3 separate regions of the Homo sapiens genome follow, and regions 2 and 3 are each linked to region 1. Evidence: read pairs that join two places in POLR2A ChIA-PET (ENCODE). Cell type or tissue: HepG2. All regions are shown on one strand.

Region 1 (8,000 bases):
GTGCCAGAAATGCCCCCTCCCCAGCATACACCCCATCTTGTGCCCAGAGGGACCCCATTCTGTCCCCACACACCTGGCCCAAGGCTGTCATGGGTAGTGCCTGCTGCTGGCCCCGGGGTTAGGTCTGCTCAGCTAGTCCTGGCTGGAAAGGATGAATGTCCCAGAAGCAGCTTTGCAACCTGCTCGGTGGGAGCAGCCCAAGGCTCCGCCCTCCTTCTTCCTGCCATTTCCCAGATACTTCCCTGGCTCTGGGATCCTCGTGTTCACGTGGTTCTCAGTGACTGGGTGATTCATCCCCATGAGCTGCCATTATTTTGGTGTCTTTTGCTGGACACTGAAACCATCCCCTGTGATTCTGCCATTAGCTATTATGGGCTGTGACATCTTTGCACCTGTGCCTTCTCTTTCTTTTTAAATTTCTGAAGTCCCAATTTGACCCAAAGGTGACACCTCTCTCTGTGTGCCCTGTCAGTGATAAAACCTGCTCTAGGGATGAAGATACTGTGGGGTCCGTGGGTCCGAGCTCTCGGAGTGTGATTCTGTCTCCCCTAGAAACACATCATGGCGTGTCCTCAGGGCATTTGTGCGCGGGATTTAAGCAGATGTTTCCTCACCGTGTTTGTCCCCATGCTCTGGCTTCTTGACCTCAGGTTGCCTCACCGGCCCATCATTAATACCCCGATGGTGAGCACGCTGGTGTACAGCGAGGGGGCTCCGCTCCCGAGACCCCTGGAGAGGCCCGTCCTGGTGGAGTTCGCCCTGCTGGAGGTGGAGGAGCGAACCAAGCCTGTCTGCGTGTTCTGGAACCACTCCCTGGCGTAAGTGTGACGCCAGGAGCCCCATGTGAGGGCTTTGCCAAGGCAGAGTGCCCCCGCAGGGTCGGGGGCTCAGTGGCAGAGCGCCCCAAGAGGACGGTCTCTTGTGGTCTGTGTTTCCCCTTTAAGTCCCCCGTGGGGGCAGTGAGCCTCCTGCTCTGCTTCTGTGGGAATATCAGAGTCCTCCCCTAGATGTCCACACACAGATGCACACAGACCTGCACGTGGAGATACAGATGTGCAGGCGCACAGAGAGATCCCTCAAGGCTGACACCCAGGAAGGGGACCCCTCACCTGCGGGACTCCCGACATGCAGCGGCCAACACTAGTGTAGTGCCCAGTTCACCGCCGGATAAGACAGGCCCATTCCGGTCACACACGGGAGACAGAACCCAGAGACTGGCCTAAGAGCCCATCTGCTGACGGTCTTGCCCGAGAGGCTGACACAGTCTAGCTGTGGGGACTGGCTTCACCCCCAAGAGGCCACACCTGGCCGCAGCACAGTTTATCTGGCCCGTTTCAGAAGCAGCGTCAGAGAGTCACAGAGTGGCGAACGCAGGAGAATCTGTGCGCGAGAATCTGTGTTCTAGCATCCATGCAAGCGAGGGAAAGGCGTTTCGTCGTTAGAAAAATGCAAAATGAGTGATTCTCACCCACACGTGAGACTGGATTCAGCACCACAGTGTGGCTCCCGTCTGCTGGGAGCCAGTAGTGTTTGTGCTTTGGTTTTGCTTTTTAGCTGCAGAGTTCACGTGAGGTGTGGACATTTGAGTTGCTCTATCGTTACAGGGAGCTTGCCTTTTCTCTGCTGGTTGGTTTTCACTTTTGCTGTCTCTGTTTAGAAGAAGGCACTGGAACGGGGGTGTGGTGGGAAGGGCCCTGTTGCCGGGATGGGAGCACAGTCAGGGAGGGGAAGACCCACTGCCTCCCCACACACCGGGAGGGAGTGCCGGGAAGGGGAGACGCCATGCAGGAGTCAGGCTTGAATCTGCGGAGCGTTGTGCATCTGGGGACGTCTGTGCAGCAGGAACGCTGCCCCCATCACAGTTGCCCTGGGCACAGTGAGGAGCCGTGAGTGGGGGCTGTGCTGGGGGTGGCGCTATGGTGAGCGAGCCCGGTTAGCCCAGCCTCATTCTTCTCCTGCTTCTGTGCTTTCCAAGTTCTAGTTAATAAGCAACCAGCATGGCACCTGGAATGTAGTAGGCGCTTGGCTTATAAAAGAGAGAAGAAAGGAACCCATTCCACCACGACGGACGTCAGGCCCGGCTGTCTGTCTTGGGCATTCATCTGCGTCCTGGCAATTAGCTCCAGCTCTAATGACCTGCTCTCTGCTTTATGTTGCACTTATTATTCCCAGATTGTAAAGTTTGTGCCAAACATATTAATGCTAACATCCCATTTTACAGATTAGCAAAGTAAGGATCTGAGAGGTTATGTGATTTTTCCCAGAGTCTGCGAGGGCAGGGCCCTGTCTGAAGCTGAGACACACCTTATAACACCTTGTTATTTGGGGCTTCCCATCAGTAAAACGGGAGTCATAATGGGGCCCTGGCTTCTGGGCAGTTCCCATAAAACATTGTGCAATCTGAAGATGAAAGTGTCAGAGGAAGGTGAGATGTCCTTTCTGAGAGCGTCTGCCCTCAGAAGGAGACGGGACCGCATCGCAGCTGTGTGAACCCCGGGCAGTGGTTCCAGCAGCGGGGCGGACGCGAGACAGCCCCATTTGAGTTTTGCTGCTAGATGGCACGTAGAACTTGAACTTCAGAGGGTGCTCCTTGGAGGCCCTGACCAGACACAGAAGGGAAGGGAGACTGTTCCCATGGTCCTGCCTCCGCGGCAGTGAGGCTGCTCTTCTTACAGCCAGGTGGCTCTTGTCTTCGGTGTAGGGGGCTGGTGAGGAACACGGTGGGGAGCAGCCTGCGAGGGCGCTGGGCTTTCAGCACTCACGGCACCTGCTGTTTGGTTTGGCCAGGATGGCCTGGGAGCCCCCAGGGCTGGGCAAAGGCTGCCCTTTACAGACTCATGGGCAGAGGGAACCGTCTTACCCCTGCCCCTTCTCTGTCCTCTCCGCAGCGTTGGTGGGACGGGAGGGTGGTCTGCCCGGGGCTGCGAGCTCCTGTCCAGGAACCGGACACATGTCGCCTGCCAGTGCAGCCACACAGCCAGCTTTGCGGTGCTCATGGATATCTCCAGGCGTGAGGTGGGCATCCTCCCGTGGCCACTGTGCCCTCTGGGCCTACCGCCAAACCTGCCCCTCCCCCCCAAACCTGCACCTCCCCGCCAAACCTGCCCGTCCTCAAACCTGCTGAGCCTGCCCCCAAATCTGTCCCCTCCTCAAACTAAATCTTCCATTCTAAGTGCTTGGAACAAAACAAATCAACCGATTAAAACACATATTCGAGGATTGGCCAGAGTCTGAGGATTTCCATAACAAAGCCCCATTATAAGGGTTTTCAGAGAGCCCTGGTTATGTATTAAACCCCGGAATGGCAGACCCAAAGCTCAGGCTCCGAGGAGCTCTCGGAACCTGCCCCTCACTTCAGTGCGGGTCTGTTGGACGGTGCCGCTCCCCACCTGCTTTGATCCTAAGGGAGGTGACAGCTGCTGGGCGCTCTCCCTCGGGGCCACACGCAGGGCAGCAGGACAAAAGGCTGGGCGGCTAATGTTTAACCTCTGGCATTTTAAGCGGCCTGGGAATGTGAGCCGGCCATTGTGGGCTGCAGATGAATTGGGGAATGGCCCGAGCGCTGTCCTGGCCTCCCGTTATCCAGACAGGAGGGAGGTGGGAGCCAGCCTGGCCATGGCCTGTGTGGGACCCTGGGGTCTAGGAGTCAGAACCAGGGGCCTGGGTAGCCTCCCCCGGCCCCTCCCCGGGGTTGCACTGTGGCTCAAGGGCCCAGGCCACTGTCCTTTCCGAGGGCTTTTTGATGTGAAGTGGCCCTGGTTTCTGTCACATTCTTGGAAGGGTGAGTCAGCCCTCAGGCGGGGCTGGAGGAGGGCAGCGGCCTCTTGTGCAATATGCAGGTGAAGCTGACCCGCCTCTGCCCCTGTCTCATGGGCAAATGTCACTCCCCAGCAGGACCCAGCCTGGAGACGGGGTCAGTGATTAGTGGAGTTTGTTCATATGTGGGCGGGGTTGGGGCTTGTCTCATGGCCAGGATGCCAGGTGACATGTGGGCCAAGGAAGCTGAAATTGAGGCAGAAGAAAGGAGGCTGGAGTGAGAGTCCGAGGCTCCCATGGCCTGGGCGCCCCAAAGCCAGAGGTCTCTGAACGGCCCCCAAGCCAGTGGAGGGAGCCTGGCGTGCTGCCGCAGGCCCCAGGGATGCCCAGGGCCCAGGGCATTGAAGGAGCCTCAGGAGGGGCAGTTCCAGGCCCAGAGCCATGAGCACTCGGCCTCCCCAGCCCAGCCTGATCCTGCCAGCCTTGATCGTTTCATAAGCAAGTGTGTAATTTATCTCTGTTATGCAATGACCAGATCTGAGCCTCGGCCCTTACCTTCTCTCCTGCCTTTAACCCTCCTGCCCATAGAACGGGGAGGTCCTGCCTCTGAAGATTGTCACCTATGCCGCTGTGTCCTTGTCACTGGCAGCCCTGCTGGTGGCCTTCGTCCTCCTGAGCCTGGTCCGCATGCTGCGCTCCAACCTGCACAGCATTCACAAGCACCTCGCCGTGGCGCTCTTCCTCTCTCAGCTGGTGTTCGTGATTGGGATCAACCAGACGGAAAACCCGGTATGGCCACTCTGCTCCCCTCCCCACTGTCTGGGCCGCAGCTTGGAGCAGCTACCATAGTCCTGTCCTGGCCACTCCAAGCACCCTGGCTAGCTCCTCCTCACCACCCCCACCTCTGCTTCACAGATGCCCTTTCAGGAACGTGCCTGGTCACAGGCTGTGGGTGGAGATGTGGGATTCACTGGCAGGCCCAAGCACTTTGACTCTATTGGGAGATGGGGGGCCCTTTCTTTCTTTCTTTCTTTTTTTTTTTTTTTGAGAGTCTCGCTCTGTCAATCCAGGCTGGAGTGAGATGGCACAATCTCAGCTCACTGCAACTTCCACCTCCCAGGTTCAAGTGATTCTTGTGTACATCCCCAGGAAAATACAACTCTTGTCAAAAGTGATTTAAGGGCAGTGGCTCATGCGTGTAATCCCACCAGGATCCCTTTGGGAGGCTGAGGCAGGCAGATCACTTGAGGTCAGGAAGACCAGCCTTGCCAACATGGTAAAACCCAATCTCTACTAAAAATACAAAAATTAGCTGGGCGTGGTGCCGGGCACCTGTAATCCCAGCTACTCAGGAGGCTGAGGCAGGAGAATTGCTTGAGCCTGGGAGGCAGAGGTTGCAGTGAGCAGAGATGGAGCCACTGCACTCCAGCCTGGGCAATAGAGCGAGACTGTCTCAAAACAAAACAAAATGATTTAAGATGTAGAAAGACTAAATAGTCCTCTCACCGTTAGAGAATTTGCATTGCAGTATAAAAACCACGGCCAGGTTGGGTTTATCTTAGGAATGCAAGGATGGTTTAACATTTTAAAAATCTATGAATGCCATTTACCTCACCAGTACATTTAAGGGAAAAATATTATTTTTCTCAGAAATGAATGTACAAAAGAATTTTGATAAATGTTATGCTCATTAATGATTAGAAAGAAAGAAAAACCTTTGAACAGACTAGGACTAGGGGAAACTTTAATCTAATGAAGACATCTACAGAAAACCTGCAGTTGCAATAAATAACAATGGGAAGATACTGGAGGCATCCCCTGTAACATCAGGAACCCACTCACGTTCACCACTGTGGTGCAGGGTGGCCTTGCCAGTGCAATGAATAAGGAAAACAAAAGCATAGAGATCAGAAAGGAAGAAACAAAGCTGTCATTATTAGGTAACATGAAGGATCTCATAGAAAAAATCTAAAATAGTCTACAGGCACGTTATGAGAAACAATTAGGCTGGGCACGTTGGTTCATGCCTGTAATCCCAGCACTTTAGGAGGCCGAGGCAGGCAGATCACTTGAGGTCAAGGAGTTCGAGGCCAACCTGGCCAACATGGTGAAACCCTGTCTTTACTAAAAATACAAAGATTAGCTGGGCATAGTGGTACGCACCTGTAATCCCAGCTACTTGGGAGGCTGAAACATGAGAATCGCTTGAACCCGGGAGGCAGAGGTTGCAGTGAGCTGAGATGGTGCCACTGCACTCTGGCCTGGACAATAGAGTGAGACCCTGTCTCAAAAAAAAAAAAAAAAAAAAAAGAGCCTGGCAGCAGGTGGACGACGGGCAGAAGATCAGAGCAGTCTGATAATGCGCAGGCCTGGGAGGTGGGGTGGAGACCCAGAACTGAAGCCAGGGCACTGGGCACGGGGAGAAAGGAGGGACAGGACCAACCGGTTATGGAGCAGGCAGGAAGGAGGAGTCAGGGGAGTTTGACGTCTCCAGAAGGGAGAATGAGTAGTTGAAGGTACCACCCATTGAGAGGCAGGGTCTGGGTGAGATGGGACACCTGCAGAGGCCAAGGAAGGTGTGGCGCATGAGCCAGGGAGGCCGCCTCCAACTCGTGGGTGGAGACGGTGTCTGTGGGGCTGGACCGGCCCTGGGAAGGGAAACGGAATAAAAAGACCAGGCTGGAACCTTCCGGCGAGCTGCTCAGGGCCACGTGCAGACCTGAGCTGCTCCTCCTTTTTTACGGCAAGCGGTGGGACCAGACCCCTCTTACCTCAAGAGGGAAGGCAGGCACCCCCACCTCGCAGGTCACCCTTGAGAAGCCTCCATGGCTTCCCAGCAGTGGTAGGTGGAGCACCAGGCCTGGCCCATGAAGGACGAGCCCCGAGGCGTGTGTCAGACCAGCCAGGGCCAACCTTCCCCGCCGCCTCCCAGGTGCTTCCCGAGGCCGAGGCCCCGGGCTGGCGGGGGCTCCGTGTGCGGGGCCCATATGGCAGGGTCGCTGCTCCTGCGGAGGGGTTTCTTCACATCCGCAGCCGGGCGCATCCCCGCAATGGGCACGTTCTCATCCGCGCATTGGTCTGGGAAGGCTCTGAGAAGTGTGCGGATTTCATCTCAAAACCCCTCTAGTGTGCTTTTGAGTGGCGTGAATGGGGGAGAGGGGAGTCGGTGCAGGCCACTCCCTGCAACTCAACACCCCAGCGAAACTGAGGCGGCCCCTGGGTTCCCACACTGACTCGTCGCCTGCCGGAGTGAGCGCTGTCCCGGCAGCCACGCACGGCTGAGCATGGAGAAGGAAAGGGCGACCCGGCAGCGTTCTAGGGGCTTGGCAGAGTGCCTGGGCTTTATGGTTTTTTTGTAAACCCACAATCCTATCTCTGGGCGAGGTTTTTCATCTCTCAGAGCGCTGGCAGGCTGAAATGATTTATTATGCATCCGCTTTTGTCTTTGTTCTATTTCTGGAAAAGGTGGTACATTGGTTAGGGAAGCAGGTACGACCCTGCTGCAGCCAGGATGGCACAGCCCTCGCACTTTGTTTTCAAAAGGTGGTTTCGTGGGTTTACTTTTCGCATTACTTGAAGCAGCCATCCAGCCAACCAACCTTCTCACCCCCTTCCTTTTCCTGAGCCAGTGTGATTTCCACTCAGGAAACCAGGGTGTTTGGTGTAGAGTTCTCCAGCCACACGCTCGCGCCTCCTTTCCTGACCGAGGCCACAGTCTGAGGCAAAGGGCCTGTCTCTGGCATAACTTGAGCCTGCGTTCCCTGCTTCGGTTCCTGCTCTGTTCCGTATCTGACAGATGCGATGCTGACTTGGGGCCCTCCCCACCTCGGGGGCGTTGTTTCTGGAGGGTGGCTGGCCCTTCGAGGCTGATGTGTCAGCAGGGGCACCCTTAGGGTGCCGTGACCCAGTGCCTGAGCAAAGTGGCCTTAAGCCTGGGGTTGAGGCGGGGGCCCTCGTTCTCCTCCTACGCTTCTGTGTCTGTTAAAGGGTATCTCCCTGGGACCCCCTGGTAGGGTGGACTGATGGGATGGCTGCTGAGGATTAGACAGTGTGTCCAGAGCAGGCCGGTTGGGGGTGGGGTCAGGGTGGTGGGACCCTCCCATTGCTCCTATTGCTCCCATTGCTCCCATCTCCCCCATCTCCCCCATCTCCCCCTTCTCCCCCATCTCCCCCATCTCCCCCTTCTCCCCCATCTCCCCATTCTCCCATTTGGCTGGTTCAGCCTCCCGGGACCCAGAGGGGAG
Region 2 (8,000 bases), 170 kb before region 1:
CACGCCAGGTAGCCGGGCTGGGTGAGCCAGGCTGGGCTGGGTCTCGGGCCCCGTGCAGCCCTCGGTGAACACCTTTATGTGTAGTCTCATGACCCTGTCTGACGCTGATGACTTGACCATGTAGCTGCTTCACACAGACCAGGCCAGCTTGGGAACTGGGAATTAGAAACAAGATTCTCGTTCGCCAGGAGCCGTTCATTTGAACTGGGGAGAGAGCTGAGCCCAGGAGCTCTGGCCGATGACAGGGTGCCTGGAGAAGCAGGCAAAGCAGCTCAGAGAGAGGAAGAAGAAGAAAGGCAGGGGCTAAGGGAGGCCATTTTGAGGGAGAGAGGGAGAAGTCTCCCCACAGCCCCACGGGAGGACTGCCCTCGATCCAGGGGGCTTCCAGCTGCTGGACCCACCCTCGCCTGTCCCGGCCATGTAGCATTTCCTCAGCTCTGTCCATCTAGTGGCATTATTGCTTTAAAAATGAGATGCTTCCTGGGCCATCAGCTCTGCAGAGAGCCACAAAGCTCCTTTTGGGTCCGTGTCAGAATTCTGCTCCCCAGACGGAGATGGCCTCATGGGCTGCTCCAGCACCAGCCTGTGCAATGTGGTCCGTGTGGCCAGAGAGCTGGAGGCTAGGGGCTTGGCATTCCTGGGACCCAGAAGCGGCTAGGAGACTGTCGGGGCCTGCAGCAGCATGGGAGCAGGGGGTAGCAGATGGAGGGTCCAAGTTCTAGGGCAAGCTGAGGCCAGGAGACCTGTCCCTAGCCCCCCACCTGCCAACGCCAGCGGGAGCCAGGACAGCGGGACATGGGTCCTTCAGGGGACAGCAGGCTGGAGGATGAGGAGGCAGAGACTCAGGCTGGAGGCCCTGAGAACCCCTGTCACCAGGCGGCCACATAAGCCACATCATCCCCTCAAGCACCCAGAAACTGGAGAGACGGCAGTGGAGGAGGGGAGGGATCTGGGGTCTGATGTCACAGGGCTGGCCTCGGTTTTTTGTTTTTTGTTTTTTTTTTAGATGGAGTCTCACTCAGAACGCCCAGGCTGGAGTGCAATGGCGTGATCTTGGCTCACTGCAACCTCCTCCTCCCGGGTTCAAGTGATTCTCTGGCCTCAGCCTCCTGAGTAGCTGGGATTACAGGCGCATGCCACCATGCCTGGCTAATTTTTGTGTTTTTAGTAGGGATGGGGTTTCACCATGTTGGTCAGGCTGGTCTCAAACTCCTGACCTCATGATCTGCCCACCTCGGCCTCCCAAAGTGCTGGGATTACAGGCATGAGCCACTGTGCCCAGCTGGGCTGGCCTCGTTTTGTGCCCACTGCCCAGCAGAAGGGGCTCAGGAGGACACTCAGAGGGTTACAGGCAAAGCAGAGAAGCTACACCTTCTCTGGGCATGTGGGGCATAGAGGGAGGTAGAGTTTTTTTGGACCCTGGAAATGTGGGGTCCGTCCCCCTCTTATTTCCCGGAAGAGCCCCAATTTGTTACCATGTCCACACCCCAAAATTAGAGGGGAGATTCTGATTTACACTAAAGCCAAAGCTCTGTCCTGTTGGGCCATGGCCAGGGCATTCACCAAACTCCCCCTCCATGGCCCAGCTCCCGACACCGGGGATGTCTGGCCTCTCTCTGGGGAGATCCCACATTCCCTGCAGTCCACCTCCCATCCAGAAGCTTCTGGAATCCCTCCCTCCTGCCCCAGGTCTGCCTTCCCCTCCACAAGCCTCACCTCCAGTCCTTTCCTTGGAGATGCCATCCCCACCTCCAGGAGCCCACCCAGACGGACCCAGTGAGAAAGGCTGCCTGGCTCTGGGCTTGTCCCGGGAGGCAGAACCTGCCGCATGGACTGGCCCCGACTGCCCTGCTCCGCGGTGAAGGCAGGTAGGACAGGATAGGCATCCCCACCCCTCTCCTCTGGCCTTCGCCTCACTGGCCAGAGAAGAGCCCCTTGCAGGAGTGAACGGGGTGGGAGATGGGGAGAAAGCCCGGCCTGAAGGAGTGGGTGCTGGTGCCTGTCCCACTGCTCTAATTCCTGCTGCTGTCCCCACGCTGATCACAAAAGGACACGATCATATTCACCTGACTGGGGTGCGGGAGCGGGGGCCTCTCGGAGCCCCTTCTCCACACGGGTTGGGGGGCTTCACCCGCCAGTATTGCCACAGTAAAGGGGCCAGGTGTCCACATTTACAGAGGCAGAAACAAAGAGATTCAACCCCCCTCATCACTGCAGGTGGGTGAGCAGTGACTCTCAAATGTTGGAACTGCTGACTATGAGAAAGACAAGAACTCTCGTTATCTCTGAGACTGGCAGCCTGGGGACAGTAGTCCCCTCCTCCACCAAAGAAGCTCCTGGGTGGGACTTTGGGGTAACCCACCTCTTGGCTGGCCAGAGTCATTGTGGGTGGGTTCTGGTGCCCTGTGTGTTATGCTGGGCAGACATCCTTTCAGGATGGAAAGCCGCCTCTTCACCTGTGTCCTCCGGCAACATCTCACCATGGGCCTCTGGTTCTATGCTCAACTGGTCTCCTCCCCGACCCCTGCTCTTCTCCAGCCACCCATGCTCTCAGATGCACAGCTGACCTTGTCCCTCTACAGCTGAAAATCCCCAGTGCCTGCAGTACAAAGGCCAGACCCCTTAACCCACCCCTGCCTACCTCTGGCCTCAACTCCCACCCTACTCTCCACCCCTACGATTTCACCCCTCAGTAATATTAAATTGCCTATAGTCACAAATTCTCCCCTGCCACACAGAGTCTGTTTGATTCCTCTAGGTCTTTGTATATGTTTTTCCCCTTGGCTGGAATTCAACATTCTTGTCTGCCTGGAGAACCTTCAAAACCCAGTTACCCTGGACAGCTTTCACAGACACCCCCCTTCACTGTCTCTCTAGAGTGACCTGTCCCTTGGTTTTGCTCCACAGTATTTGACCGAGTATGTGTGTATGTCTGTCTCCCCAGCACAGCAGACGGGACTTACCAAGGGCGGGCCACATATCTGAAAAATTAGGGGCAGAGTCCAGCACAGGGCTGGGCACAGGCAGGCCCCCAACAATGGTGCATGGCCCAGATGAAATGAAGCAGCTTTGCCCCAGTCTTGGCCTCAGGAAGCATCTCTGAAGTGTGGTGAGGATTTGGGGGTCACAGTGGGTACCCCCCAAAGGCCAGCCTTGGGAATGCTCCTGGCTTCCACTCAAACAAAGCCCCCCTTCTCCTCCCAGAACACCCTGGCCAGGAGTGACACTGATGGATCACTCACCCTCCTGCCGACTGCACAGCCCCGTCCTGGACTCTGGCAGACCACGAGCACTGGCTTCCCAGCAGAACCTGGCTTGACCCCAACAAGGCAGACATTGTGACGTTCACCCATGTAGAGATGTAGAGAGAGCCATCTCAGACCGCTGACCTCCGCAACCAGCAGATAATCAGCATCTTGTTTAAGACTAAGTTAACTTTAAGACTAAGTTTGGGCCGGGCGTGGTGGCTCACGCCTGTAATCCCAGCACTTTGGGAGGCTGAGGCGGGCGGATCACAAGTTCAGGAGATCGAGACCATCCTGGTTAACACGGTAAAACCCTGTCTCTACTAAGAAAAAAAAAATTAGCCGGGCGTGGTGGTGGGCACCTGTAGTCCCAGCTACTCGGGAGGCTGAGGCAGGAGAATGGCATGAACCCAGGAGGTGGAGCTTGCAGTGAGCTGAGATCGCGCCACTGCACTCCAGCTGGCGACACAGCGAGACTCTGTCTCAAAACAAAACAAAACAAAACAAAACACTAAGTTTGTGTGGCTGGGTGCAGTGGCTCATACCTGTAATCCTAGTACTTTGGGAGGCCAAGGCGGGTGGATCACCTGAGGTCAGGAGTTCGAGACCAGCCTGGCCAACATGGTGAAACCTTGTCTCTACTAAAAATACAAAAATTAGCCGGGCATGGTGGTGCATGCCTGTAATCCCAGCTACTCAGGAGGCTGAGGCAGGAGAATTGCTTGAACCCGGGAGATGAAGGTTGCAGTGAGCTGAGATCATGTTACTGCACTCCAGCCTGGGTGAGAGAGTAAGACTCTGTCTCAAAAAAAAAAAAAAAGACTCAGTTTGTAGGATTTTATTACATCAACCAGAGGAGAAGACTGAGGTCCAGAGAGGAAAACAGACTCACCCAAGCTCCCCACCAGGCCTCCTGACTCATTGCCCAGTGCTTCCTGCTTGTCCTGCCTGACCTCCTCACATGACAGGGACAGAGGCCCCAGCTCACACGTCCACTGCTGATTCCGCAGAGGCAAAAGTTCAGAAAAACCAAGCCAAGTCCATTTCTCTGGGTGTGCAGGCGAGCAAATTTTGTGGACAGAGAAGCCTGTGTGCCCTGAATCATGCAAAGGAACCAATTAACCAATTTTAGCAGAAGTTGGAACTTGCAGGAACCGAGCGCTCTGCCAATAGCTCCTCCTTGTCCCCTGTGTCCCCCTGAAGCAGGTGGCGGTGTGCCACGATGTCACCTTGGATTTAGAGTTTCTTAGCTTCGTGAGAGCCCAGAACACATACCGCCTGCATCCCCGAGGCCAGCTGGGTGGCTCTGGCCTATTTATAGTGTCCTCATCCATCTTCTTTTCTTTTGATCAGGGCAGGACCCAATCTCGGAGGAGCTGCAAATCTCGGCATGCTCGACAAATTCCAGCAGGGCATGAATCATGGGCTCCTGCCTCGTGAGGGCCCTCCTCTGCCAGTGGGGCTGGTGGAGCTCTGGGGCTCGCCTGCTGCCCAGCTTGGAGGCAGAGCCGGGCCTGACGGAGTCCTCCCTGCACATTCCAGAGGAGCTCAAGCCAGCTTTCCCCCCGGGATCTCACCTGACACTGCAAGGCAGAGTGCCCCACGAAGAGAGGGTTTCCTTCGCTTGCCTTTTTGCCCTGGCAAGACTGGCAACCAGGAGTCCGTGAGCACCGGTGCCTCCTCAGGGGTGGCACCTCTTTCTGGGAAGCCACACGGGTCTCAGACAGCTGTGCCCTTCCTGCTGCCCTCCAGCTGCCAGAAGGCCATAGTTCCCATGTGCCCTGGAATGTGGGACTCTCTTTGAGACGTCCACTTGGGGACCTGTCCTCAGGCCCTGGGGTCAGCACACAGGTGGGCAGTTTCTTTGGGCTCAGGGTCAGGCTCCTACTGGTGGGTGAAGGCAGCCCTTTGTCTCATGTCTTGCCCCAGCGTTCCTGAGTAGCAGGCTCCCTCCCCCATCCTCTTGGCAGCTGTCCCTCCCTGCTCCCTCCCGGTGACCACAGCCAAGCCAAGAGGCCTGTGCTCTGTTCCCCACACGTCCATGTAGAGTGGCTGGACACCGGTGTTGATTGCTGTGGAGGTGGCTGGAGGGAGTGGACATTCCATTGTAATGATGGCAAAAATAGCCATGATCTTTCAGCCACTGCTGAAACTGCTGGAGTCAGGCCCTTCCCAGGTATGATTTGCCCTCCCTGATGGTGCATTTGTCTCCCAGATGTGCAGATGTGGAAGCCGATGTCCTGGGGATCAGGGGAACCTCATGAGGGAGGAGGCAGGGGGCCAGGACTGGCTCCTGAGCTCTGCAACCCCAGTGTTGCCGTCTGTCTTTTAATCTTTAAAAAGAAGATACAATGATATAATTAGGATGCGGCAATCTCAGCACTGGGAGGCCAAGGCGGGGCGGATCACTTGAGGTCAGGAGTTTGCGACCAGCCTGGCCAACATGGTGAAATCCCATCTCTACTAAAAATGCAAAAAAATTAGCCGGGAGTGATCTCAGCTACTCAGGAGGCTGAGGCAGGAGGATCGCTTGAACCGGGGAGGCGGAGGTTGCAGTGAGCCGAGATCGCACCACTGCACTCCAGCCTGGGCAACAGGGCAAGATTGTGTCTCAAAAAAAACAACAAAAACAAAACCAATAATAATAATTAGAATGCTGACACTGTCTCTAGCTTTTCTGGGTCTCTCCCATTCCTGTAGAATCGTTCTTGCCCACAATCACCTGCCCATCTCTCTTGCACCCCAGAAAAGTTTTGCAAGTTCAGGAAGAGAAAAAAATAATCTGACATGTACTGTCTGTATTCTCCCATGACAATAATCTCTCTGTGGGGGGAGGGGTGTCCATGTCTACCACGGTATTGAATGAATATTGAATGAATGGCTGAATGTGCATGAAGGAAAGGAGACAGTGGGTGGTTCAAGTGTGGTTGTTCTTGCTTCCCCATTCCAATCAGGACATAAGCGGGGGGCCAGGGAGGACAAGGCCAGGCTGGCAGAGTGTCATCAACTCACGGCTGCTGCGGTGGGTGGCCCTCCTGTCCAGCAACAGCATCAGGGGGTGGGTGAGCGTGTTAGGAGGGGACAGAAAAGTAGGGGCCACTGGCTTCCCCCACCCCCAATCTGCCAATCCTACCTCAGAACAGTTTTTTTCTTTTTTTGAGACGGAGTCTCGCTCTGTCACCCAGGCTGGAGTGCAGTGGCTTGATCTCAGCTCACTGCAATCTCTGCCTCCCCGGTTCAAGCAATTCTCTTGCCTCAGGTTCCTGAGTAGCTGGGACTACACGTGCGCACCACCACGCCCAGCTAATTTTTGTGTTTTTAGTAGACATGGGGTTTCACCATGTTGGCCAGGTTGGTCTCGAACTCCTGACCTCAGGTGATCCACCTACCTTGGCCTCCCAAAGTGCTGGGATTACGGTCATGAGCCACCGTGCCTGGCCCTCAGGGCAACTTTAGTGCTCCTCCCTATACCCAGCAGGGGCAGAGGAAAGTCCCCAGGGAAAGTCCTCTTTGAGCCGTTGATGACAGCATGGTTAGTAGTAGTTACAATGCCAAAATATAAAAAGAATAATTTTAAAAAAGATTTTGTGTGCAATTTTGCAGAGGGAATGTCTTGCCCTTTTTTCTCCACTCAAAAGGAAGGGAGGGTATTCAAAAGAGTCCAAAAGTGGAAACAGCCCAAATCCCCACTGGCTGATGAGTAGATAAACAAACTGTAGTGTATCCACAGCGTGACACGTTACTCAGCCTTCAAAAGGAAGGAAGCACCAATTTATGCCCCAATGTGCAGGAACAGTGAAATGTGATGCTGAGAAAGCAGCCAGGCCCAAGAGGCCACACAGTGTGTGACTCCACTGACACAAACCACCCAGGACAGGCAAATCCATAGAGTCAGGAAGCCAGTTATCAGTTGCTGGGGGCTGGCAGGGGATTGATGATGACTTTGGGGCTTCTTTTTGGGGTGATCCAATGTTCTGGAATTAGATAGCGGTGATGACTACACAACTCTGTGACTATACTGAAAGCATTGAATTGTACACTTTAAAGTGGGTAATTTTTAAGATATGTGAAGTGTGTCTCCTTTTTTTTTTCTTTTTACATTTATTTTTTGGGCCGGGTGCAATGGCTCACACCTGTAATCCCAGCTCTTTGGGAGGTTGAGGTGGGCAGATCACGAAGTCAAGAGATTGAGACCATCCTGGCCAACATGGTGAAACCCCATCTCTACTAAAAATACAAAAATTAGCTGGGCGTGGTGGTGCACACCTGTAGTCCCAGCCACTCAGGAGGCTGAGGAGGAGATCAAGGAGAATCGCTTGAACCCGGGAGGTGGAGGTTGCAGTGAGCTGAGATTGCGCCATTGCACTCCAGCCTGGGGACAGAGTGAGAGTCCGTCTCAAAAAAAAAAAAATTTTTTTTTTTTAGAGATGGGGTTTCATTATGTTACCCAGGCTGGTCCTGAACTCCTGGGCTCAAGTGATCCACCCACCTTGGCCTCCCAAAGTGTTGGGATTGCCGGCATGTGCCACCGTACCTGGCCCTTGATCTCATTTTTTTTTTTTTGAGACGGAGTCTCACTCTGTCACCCAGGCTGGAGTGCAGTGGCACGATCTCGGCTCACTGCAAGCTCCGCCTCCCGGGTTCACGCCATTCTCCTGCCTCAGCCTTCCGAATAGCTGGGACTACAGACACCCGCCACTACGCCCGGCTAATTTTTTTGTGTTTTTAGTGGAGACAGGGTTTCGCCGTGTTAGC
Region 3 (8,000 bases), 200 kb before region 1:
CTCCTAAACCCATTTTGAACCCCAACCCAGGGCGAGCCCAGCCTGAGGAGGCCCACATCACCCCATTCGATCCTCTTACCTGCCCCTGCCCACTTGCTAGTGAGGAAACTGAGGCCCAGGAGGCTCACTACCTTGCCCAAGGTCACAGAGCAGGAGGGTGAGGGAGGCAAGTCCCAGACTCCTCTCTCGAGTGCTGCCCTCGACTTCTGAGGCAACAGAGCCCTGACCCTGACCTCCCTCCCAGGCCCAGCACCAGGGCAGGGCTGCACTGGGCTGGGACTCAGGCACCTCCTTTTTGGCATGTAGGAGAGACACCTCTGAATTTTCTTCCTAACCCACACAAGGCAGGCAAGAAGGGAACCCCATCCTGCAAAAGGTCTCCCCCAAACCGAATCTTTCCTACCTCAGGAGATGCAGGGTTGACAATAGCCGAAAAAGTGGACTTGGCTCTGGGGGAGTCACACTCAGGTCCCTGGCCCCGGGGCACTGCTGCACCTTCTGCCACACAGCCAACAGGGCAGGGGCACCAGCCCACCCGGCTGAGAACAAACTGGCTCTCCTCCCTCCCTTGTCCAGGACCTGGCAGGGGTGCAGGTCCTGCTCTAGACATGTGGGGCCTCGGGCCGGGGTTGCCACACTGCACCCCACGTTCTGGCAGGCGCACGGGCCTGGGCTACAGCCAAGGTGCCAGCCCGCCCCAGCAGAGCCCCATGAGCTCAACATCCCGAACAAAGGGAGAGAAGACAGGGCAGAAAGTGGGGTGCACGGAGGGGACAAGCGCCCACAACTTTTTGGAGAGGTCGTCTGTAGGGAAGCAGGGGCTGGGGCGCCCTCCTCCTCTCCCGTCCCACCCGGGAGTGGATCGGCAGGACGACATTGGCGGGCCCGGGCCGATACCGTCCCCCTCCAGTGGCCCAGCGTCGGTGACCCCCGGTCCGGCGACCCCCACCCCAGTCCGGGCCCCGCAACCCCGGGATGTCCTCGTCTCCCCCAGCCGGCGGGCAGAACCCGGACCTGCGGCCGCAGGTGCCCGCGGGGAGCAGCCGTGACGCGCGGGACCCGGGGGCGTGTGCGGGGCGCGCCCGCGCAGGGCCCTGCTCGGAGGGTCGCCGGCTCGGGCCCGGGCGGCGGCGGCGGCGGCGGGGAGAGCGCGGCCGAGTGAGCTGGGTCGCGAGCCGCCAGCCCAAAAGGGAGAGTGGTCGCGGGGCAACCAGGTCGGGGTAGGTGGGTGTCCGCGCGCGCCGCTTACCCTGAGCGGATATCGGGGCCAACTCTCATCCACCCGCCGCGGCGCCCCCCTCGCCGGCCGCCCGGCCGCGCTACGCCTGCCGCCCGCCCGGGAGCCCAGCGGCGCCGGGGAGCCGGGAGGAGGCGGCCCCGCGGGTCCCGGCCACGAGCGCGGAGGCGGCGGCGGCGCCAGGTCGCGCGCTCGCGTCCCGCTGCGCGGAGTCTGCGCGCCCCCGGCCCCGTTGCGCAGCCGCCGCCCCGCCCCGCGCCGCACCTTAAAGGGGCCGCGCCCCGCGCGCCACCCCGGCCCCGCCCCCGCCCCGCGGCCGGCTCGGGGGTCCGCGGGGGCGCGCCTGCCCTGGCGGGTCCGCGTGCGCCAGCTCGGTCACGCGGCGCGGCCTTTGTTTGGGTGGCCACGTGCGCCCCCGCCGCTCGCACCCACGCGCACGCGCGGCCGCCGCCGGCCACGGCCACGCCGTCCGCGCGCTTGCCACGGCGGACGCCACGGGCTCACCCGCGGGAGCACGCTCGCTGCTGTGGCCTCGCCCGCGCCCCGCGGGACCGCCCGCCTTTCTAGAGATGGGTCAGGGACTGGGCTGCCGGTGGAAACCCGCGTCCCGGGTGGAAATGCCTTTCCTCGACCGCCTCGCGGGGCGCCGGACGCGGCCCCACGCCGGGGCTGGACCTGCAGCCCGCGCTGTACGGGACGCAGCACGAACCCCGCTAGACTCGCGCAGTACCTGGCGCGCCCATCCCAAGGTGCCCGGGGTGCTGTCTGTCCCCAGGATCTGGACCTCTGGGCCCACCCTTTCTCTGAATCTCACCCACACCCCTGCATCTCCCCAGGCACTACCTGCGGGGCAGGACACCCGTAGAGGGGACCCACTCTAAGCCCACCTATCCCCGGGTTTTGGACCCTCTAGAAAAACCACCCACCACCCCGCTTTAAGGCTGTCTAGCTCACAGGAGACTGCTCAGTGAAGGGGCAGAGGGGATCACCCTGCAGAACCCTAGGTTTAGGGGACACGCTTTAGTGTCTTACCCAGGAGGATGGTTGCGAGGAGTTGGGGTGGGAGGGTGGAGGAGAACCGGAGTGGAGAAAATAGACAAGGCCTGGAGGCTGTTTTTGCCCAGCCCTCTCTGCCTCCCCCTCCCCAGACTGGGTCCCCTGTGCTCTGCCCCGCCCTTCCTGTGTCTCTTGCCTGCCCCAGTGCCCTGCCCTCAACTCACTGACCTTGGGAGTCCCACAGGCATCTCCAACCTTTCAATCCAAAGACTCCAGACCTGGATCCGCCCTCCCCACTTCCTTCTGTCTCAAGGGCCCCAGCTCAAGTGCACCTGAAGCTCCCTGTGGCAAGATTCAGGGCCTCTCTTTGATCCCCCTCCAGGTCTAGCCCTGATGGACCTGGGTTAGAGGCAGGCACTCAGGTGAGCTGTACTTCTCCAAGGCTCAGGTTCCTGTCTGCAGAACTGGGGACCCAGTGATTTCAGGGTAAAGGATCCAGCGCTTCCGCAAGGGCTGCCCAGTGGCGTCTGTCCTGTGCCTCCGCAGGCAGCATGGGGTGCGATGGCGCGCTGTCTGCAGGACCGTCTCTTTCCAGGATGGCGGAGATGACTCACATTTGTGCCCAGAGCCCCCATCCAGCACCAGGCCTGACCGCCAGACCTCTCTGGCTCCCCCTCCCCGCTGTCCAAACCCTCCAGGCTTTCCTGCCTTATCTCTGTCCTCCAGGGAAACAGGATTTGTTTTTCCCAAACACAAGCTCTACTTTCCTGCCTACCGCTCCCTACTCTGGCCATATCCTCCCAGGGGTACCTGCCCTACACTAACTCTACCCAGCCTGCCAGGCCCAGCTCCAGAGCTGCCCACTCCAGGAAGCCCTGAGCCAGCCTGGTCAGAAATGAACCCGGACTCCACCTGCCAAGGCTCTGGGGGAGGGGGGGGGCCCTTAGGGCACCTCCTGCCCCAGCACTGTGACCACATTTTAATCGTTTTCATTGTTGATTGTGCTCCTTCCTGTCTCCTCTCTCCACTCTCCCTGACAGCCCAGGTGAGCTGCTCCTGGGAGCAAAGGCCCAGAGCTTTCCTGTGCGAGTCCCTCGCTGCTGTCCCCACATTTCAAGACCTTGGCCAGGCTGTGTCATTGTCCGGGTCATTTTGTACACAAATGACTCACCTCAGCCAAGCCCCAAAGGCAACCTGTTTGTGCGGATGCAGCAGTGGCAGTCTCTCTGCCAGCAGGACACCTGCTGCTTCTCACCTCTCATCTCCGAACCTCTCTGCTTCTCCCAGTGGAGAAAAAGCCTCCATCCTCACAGCAGCGATCCCAAAGAGAGACCCCCTCCTGCCCCACACCCCTCCACCAAGTCTCCTGGAAGGATTCTCATCGCCCTGCTTGGTCATGTGCCACGCTTGAGCCAAGGGGACTGCGGGGGCAGAGGCCAGGGTGCTGTGACTGGCAGTGCCATCTGAACCACTGGGGCTGAGGCAGGCAGTACCCCAACAGAAAAGGGGCTGCAGCAGACAGCGCGACACAGAGCAAGCGCCCAAGAAATGTTCATTTTGTGAACGGCCAGGATTAGGAGTGAGCAGGCAGAAGCCAAAGGGAAACCAGACGAGGGCACCCAGCATGCCTAGCCCCTCATATCTGGCCCACCCTCCAGACATTTGCTCGGTGCCCAGTCCCTGCTTGGTAGGGGCGCAAAACTGGTGCAGTGCAGAGAGTCAGACAGAGCCCCTGCCTGATGGACAGGCACGGACCACACACCCCACAAAGGGGGACACTTGATATTGCGTGGTGCCCACCACCCTGCTCCGTGGCTCTTCACAGCCATCCTATTAGCCCATTTACAGAGCAGCGTTTATGGCTGAATTGTGTCCCCCAAAAAATTCATCTGTTGAAGTCCTAACTCCCATACCTCCCAATGAGACTGCATTTGGAGACAGGGTTCTTAAAGAGGCGATGAAGGTAAATGAGGCCCTGAGGGTGGGCCCTAACCCAACAGCACATGTGTCCTCATAAAAGGAGGAGATGGGGACACGGACACACACAGGGGGGATTGCATGAGGACACGGAGAGAAGGCGGCATCTGCACTCCCAGGAGTGAGGCCTCAGGAGGAACCAGCCCTGCAGACGCATTGATCTCAGACTTTCAATCTCTGGAAGCATGAGGAAATGAAGTTCTGTTGTGTAAGCCGCCTGTCTGTGGTGTTGGTTACACCAGCCCTGGCAAACTCACACGAGGGCACAGGCTCAGAGTGGCCGCCAGACCCTAAGGGTCACATAGCTGGTGATGGCAAGGCCACCGCCAGCTCCCTGCTCCTCTGCTCAAAGCAGAACTGGACACAGGGATGGCGGGGCAGGGCTGCTCCGAGTGGGCACGGCGGAGCCCTGAGCTTGGTGGGTGGCCTGGGAAGGAGGCTTGGAGCCTGCTCACACCAGGGGCCAGCGGGGCCCTCAGACCCGTGCCTCCCGGCCTCAGAGCCTTGAGGGAAATCGGGGGCAAGATGACAGGACTCGAGAGGAACCAGTGACAAGTGGTAGCAGGGCTCTCCATATAGCCTGACACCCCCGCACTGTCCACTGGCTCCTCAAGGCCATCCTGTTATGTTTGTCTGTGGCCAAAGGCATGGAAATAAGTCGATGAGAAGCAGGGGTGTGTCAGGGGCAGGCCAATCCGAGTTCATATCCCAGCCCCCCCTCACCTTCTGAGACGGGACCTGGAACCAAGCAGGTGCACCTGGAAGGTTCGTACCTTGGCATGTAGTATCCAGGCTGTCACTCCACATGCACAAAACCGCATATTTTATTACACAGGACGCCAAGGCACAGAGGGCTCAGGAACCTGCCCGGGGCCACCGAGGAGAGGTGGGAAGGAAGCACTCCAAGCCCCGGGGTGTGCAAACTCTGGGTTCCAGGCCGTTCCCCACATCACCTCGTCGCCACCCCCCAGAGATGGCAGCACCTGGCACCAAATGGCACTGGGAAGTGCCGGCGGTTGCTATTTTCATCCTGATTAGGGGAGAAGGGGTGGGGCCAGGGCTAGGGAGGAAGGCCCCTGGATCTGGAGCAGTGAGAGGTTTGGGCGAAGAGTCCCAGGCTGGGAGTTGGGGTTCCTATAGGAGACTGAACAGAGCAGCAGCTGGTGGCTCTCAGCTCTGGGCCAGAGATGGCAGCGTCCCAGCCAGAGAGCTGAGGGGCCCAGTCCCACTCCTCAACAGTCAGGGCTCCCAGGAGGCGGCCTCACTCTCACCTTTGCTACCACTCCTGGCACCGGGTTGCTGCCAGGAATCAGTGGGAAGGTGGTGCTTCCTTAGCCCCTCCTGTGCTGACACCTGCCTCCCACCCCTGAAAATTCCAGGAGCTAGAAGTGTTTTAGCTCCAGATGCATCTGGGTCCTTGTGCCCTGGCATGGGAGGGTCAGCGGGCAGTCCACCCCCAGTCTCCCCTGCTACAGGCATGTGGGAGGCACCCCATAAGGGTCATGGCTGGGAGAAGGGATCCAGGACAACCTCATCTTTTTTATTTTATTTTATTTTTGAGACGAAGTCTTGCTCTGTCACCGAGGCTGCAGTGCAGTGGCTCAATCTTGGCTCACTGCAACCTCTGCCTTTGAGTGATTCTCCTGCCTCAGCCTCCCCAGTAGCTGGGACCACAGGCGTGTGCCACCATGCATGCCTGGCTAATTTTTGTATTTTTAATAAAGACGGGGTTTGGGTTTCACCATATTGGCCAGGCTGATCTCGAACTCCTGACCTCAGGTGATCCACCCGCCTCGGCCTCCCAAATGGCTGAGATTACAGGCCTGAGCCACCGTGCCTGGCCAACCTCATCATTTTTAGAGAATCGAACTGAGGCTGAGAGCACCCCAGGGACGAACTTATCCTGACCTCTCCTTGGTGCCAAGCCCTATGCTGTGGACGTGTGTCAAGGAGGAACACTCAAGAAGGTCCCCTGGCCTTCTTATCCAACAGAGAGGCAGAGCCAGGCAGGCAATGAAGTCACAGTGTGGTCAGTGATGAGACAGAGAGCCACAGAAGGCTGAGGAGGCTTCCTGGAGGCCATGATACTCTAAGAGAGGCCAAGGAGTGACCAGAGGTTAACTAGGATAAGATAGTAGGAAGAGGATTCCAGGCAGAGGGAACAGCATATACAAAGGCCTGGTGGGAAGAGAGAGAGCTCCACTTGTTCTGTTTAGCTGGGAAAAAGCAGGAGCTGCCATGAAGGACAGCCCATATCCCAGGGCAGGAAGGAGCCATGGCCGGGTCTCAAGCAGGAACAACAGGATCCCATCAGTGCTCTTCTGGGTATAGACTGGAGGCCTCTGGGTGATAAGCAGGTGGGAGGGGGTGCTGTGCTTTGAATATTTGTGTTCTATGTAAAATGTTTATCTAGAAACAGAGTGCTCATTCCCCAGTGCTGCAAAGAAACAGCACTCAAACATAAATTTAATTATCTCAGCAAGGCCATTTTTACTTTCTGCAGAAAGGGTGCTCATCGCAGATGGAACAATGGCGACAGCACACCTGAACAAAGGAGGGAAGCAATTTTTATCCCTTACGCGTTTGTCCCTGTTACTGTGTCCTGTCTCCGTTGGCTGCAGCCAGACCTCACAATCTAAACTAAAACCCGATTGGCTAACAGTTTAAAACTTTTCTAAAAAGGTAAAAGTAATGGAAAGACAAAGGAAAAGAGGAAGTTGCTTATGCCAAATAGGGAAGGGGCATAGGCTGCAAGCGGGAGCATGCCTGTGAGCAGGTACAGCACAAATATCTTGGTTAAGGTTCCAGGACATAGAATGTACTATGTTGACTGTGAGCATGTTTAGCAGCTACATAGGCTAGGGCTTAACAAAGAGTTATTAGCACAAAGCAAGGAGGCTTGAAGGAAGTTAGTTTTTCAAAGAAACTATTATTTTTAACACTTATGATTTATTTAACAAGAAGGGAAACTTTGAAGAGGAATTTTTACTTTCTACATTTGTCACCTCCAAAACTCATGTTGAAATTTAGTCCTCGGCTGGGCGAGGTGGCTCCTGCCTGTAATCCTAGTGCTTTGGGAGGCTGAGATGGGAGGATCTCTTGAGGCCAAGAGTTGGAGGCTGCAATGAGCCAAGATTGTGCCACTGCACTCCAGCCTGGGCAACAGAGTGAGATCCTGTCTTAAAAAAAAATTAATCTCCAACATGGGGAGTATTGAGAGGTGGGGCCATAAAGAGGTGATTGGATCATGTGGGCTCTGCCCTCATAAATGGACTAATCCATTCATGGCTTAATGGATTCATGGGTTAAGGGATTAATGGGTTATCATGGGGGAGGGGGGAACTGGTGGCTTAATAAGAAGGGGGAGAGACACCTGAGCTAGCTCGCTAGGCCTCTCAGGCCCCTTGCCGTGTGCTGCCCTGTGCTGTCTCGGGACTCTGCAGAGGCTCGCCTGGCCAACAGGAAGGCCCTCCCCAGATTTGCCCCTCGGCCTTGCACTTCTCAGCCTTCATAACTGTAATAAATAAATTCCTTTTCTTTATAAACTACCCAGTTTCCGGAATTCTGTTATAAGCAGCAGAAAACCTACTGAGACAGGGATCTGAGCAGCTCTTACAGAGCTCTTCCCACCACCAGAGGTGTGGAGGGGTGTGGAAAGCAAGCCCCTCCCCACACTGTGGCTGTTGTTCCCGGGAGAAAGGCCACTGCAGGGCTGTGGCAGGGCAGGGTGAGGACCTGAAGAGCAGCTGAGCTGGGGGAGGGAGCTCTGGGCACAGGGCAGGTGGGCATG

The links. ChIA-PET counts read pairs that join two places held together with the same protein. Peaks named below come from ENCODE experiments on the same cell type or tissue, not always from the same donor. Only the 100,000 strongest peaks of a DNase experiment are listed, where the experiment ranks them.
Region 2: POLR2A ChIA-PET joins it to region 1 with 5 read pairs; 9 of 35 experiments call an interaction of 5 or more read pairs at or near these places.
Region 3: POLR2A ChIA-PET joins it to region 1 with 6 read pairs; 2 of 35 experiments call an interaction of 5 or more read pairs at or near these places.

Annotation. Positions count from the first base shown.
Region 1 is chr22:46,373,606-46,381,605 of GRCh38, reverse strand. CELSR1 (cadherin EGF LAG seven-pass G-type receptor 1) reads left to right here. Exons shown (of 35, transcript NM_001378328.1): 22 at 651-818; 23 at 2,889-3,015; 24 at 4,345-4,545. Among named protein-coding and RNA genes, the nearest start is that of TRMU, 42 kb to the right of the region's middle. RefSeq lists enhancers at 1-14, 3,680-3,974, 3,425-4,624 and a silencer at 3,680-3,974. In HepG2, a CTCF peak has its summit at 1,882; DNase peaks (open chromatin) are centred at 1,985, 3,425 and 3,825; H3K4me3 peaks cover 2,087 bases.
Region 2 is chr22:46,544,266-46,552,265 of GRCh38, reverse strand. It overlaps LINC02925 (long intergenic non-protein coding RNA 2925), which reads right to left. Exons shown (of 2, transcript NR_186692.1): 2 at 4,069-5,578. LOC105373075 (a long non-coding RNA gene) reads right to left here and starts at 3,518. Exons shown (of 2, transcript XR_938316.2): 1 at 3,243-3,518. RefSeq lists a silencer at 1-94 and enhancers at 155-654, 655-1,156, 4,407-4,926, 4,927-5,448, 2,303-5,628. In HepG2, a CTCF peak has its summit at 5,008; a DNase peak (open chromatin) is centred at 4,175; H3K4me3 peaks cover 632 bases; H3K27me3 peaks cover 215 bases.
Region 3 is chr22:46,570,540-46,578,539 of GRCh38, reverse strand. It overlaps a transcript of GRAMD4 not described here. Among named protein-coding and RNA genes, the nearest start is that of LINC02925, 33 kb to the right of the region's middle. RefSeq lists a silencer at 1,293-1,492. In HepG2, no CTCF peak of the experiment used is centred here; DNase peaks (open chromatin) are centred at 2,949 and 3,379; H3K4me3 peaks cover 2,478 bases; H3K27me3 peaks cover 1,095 bases.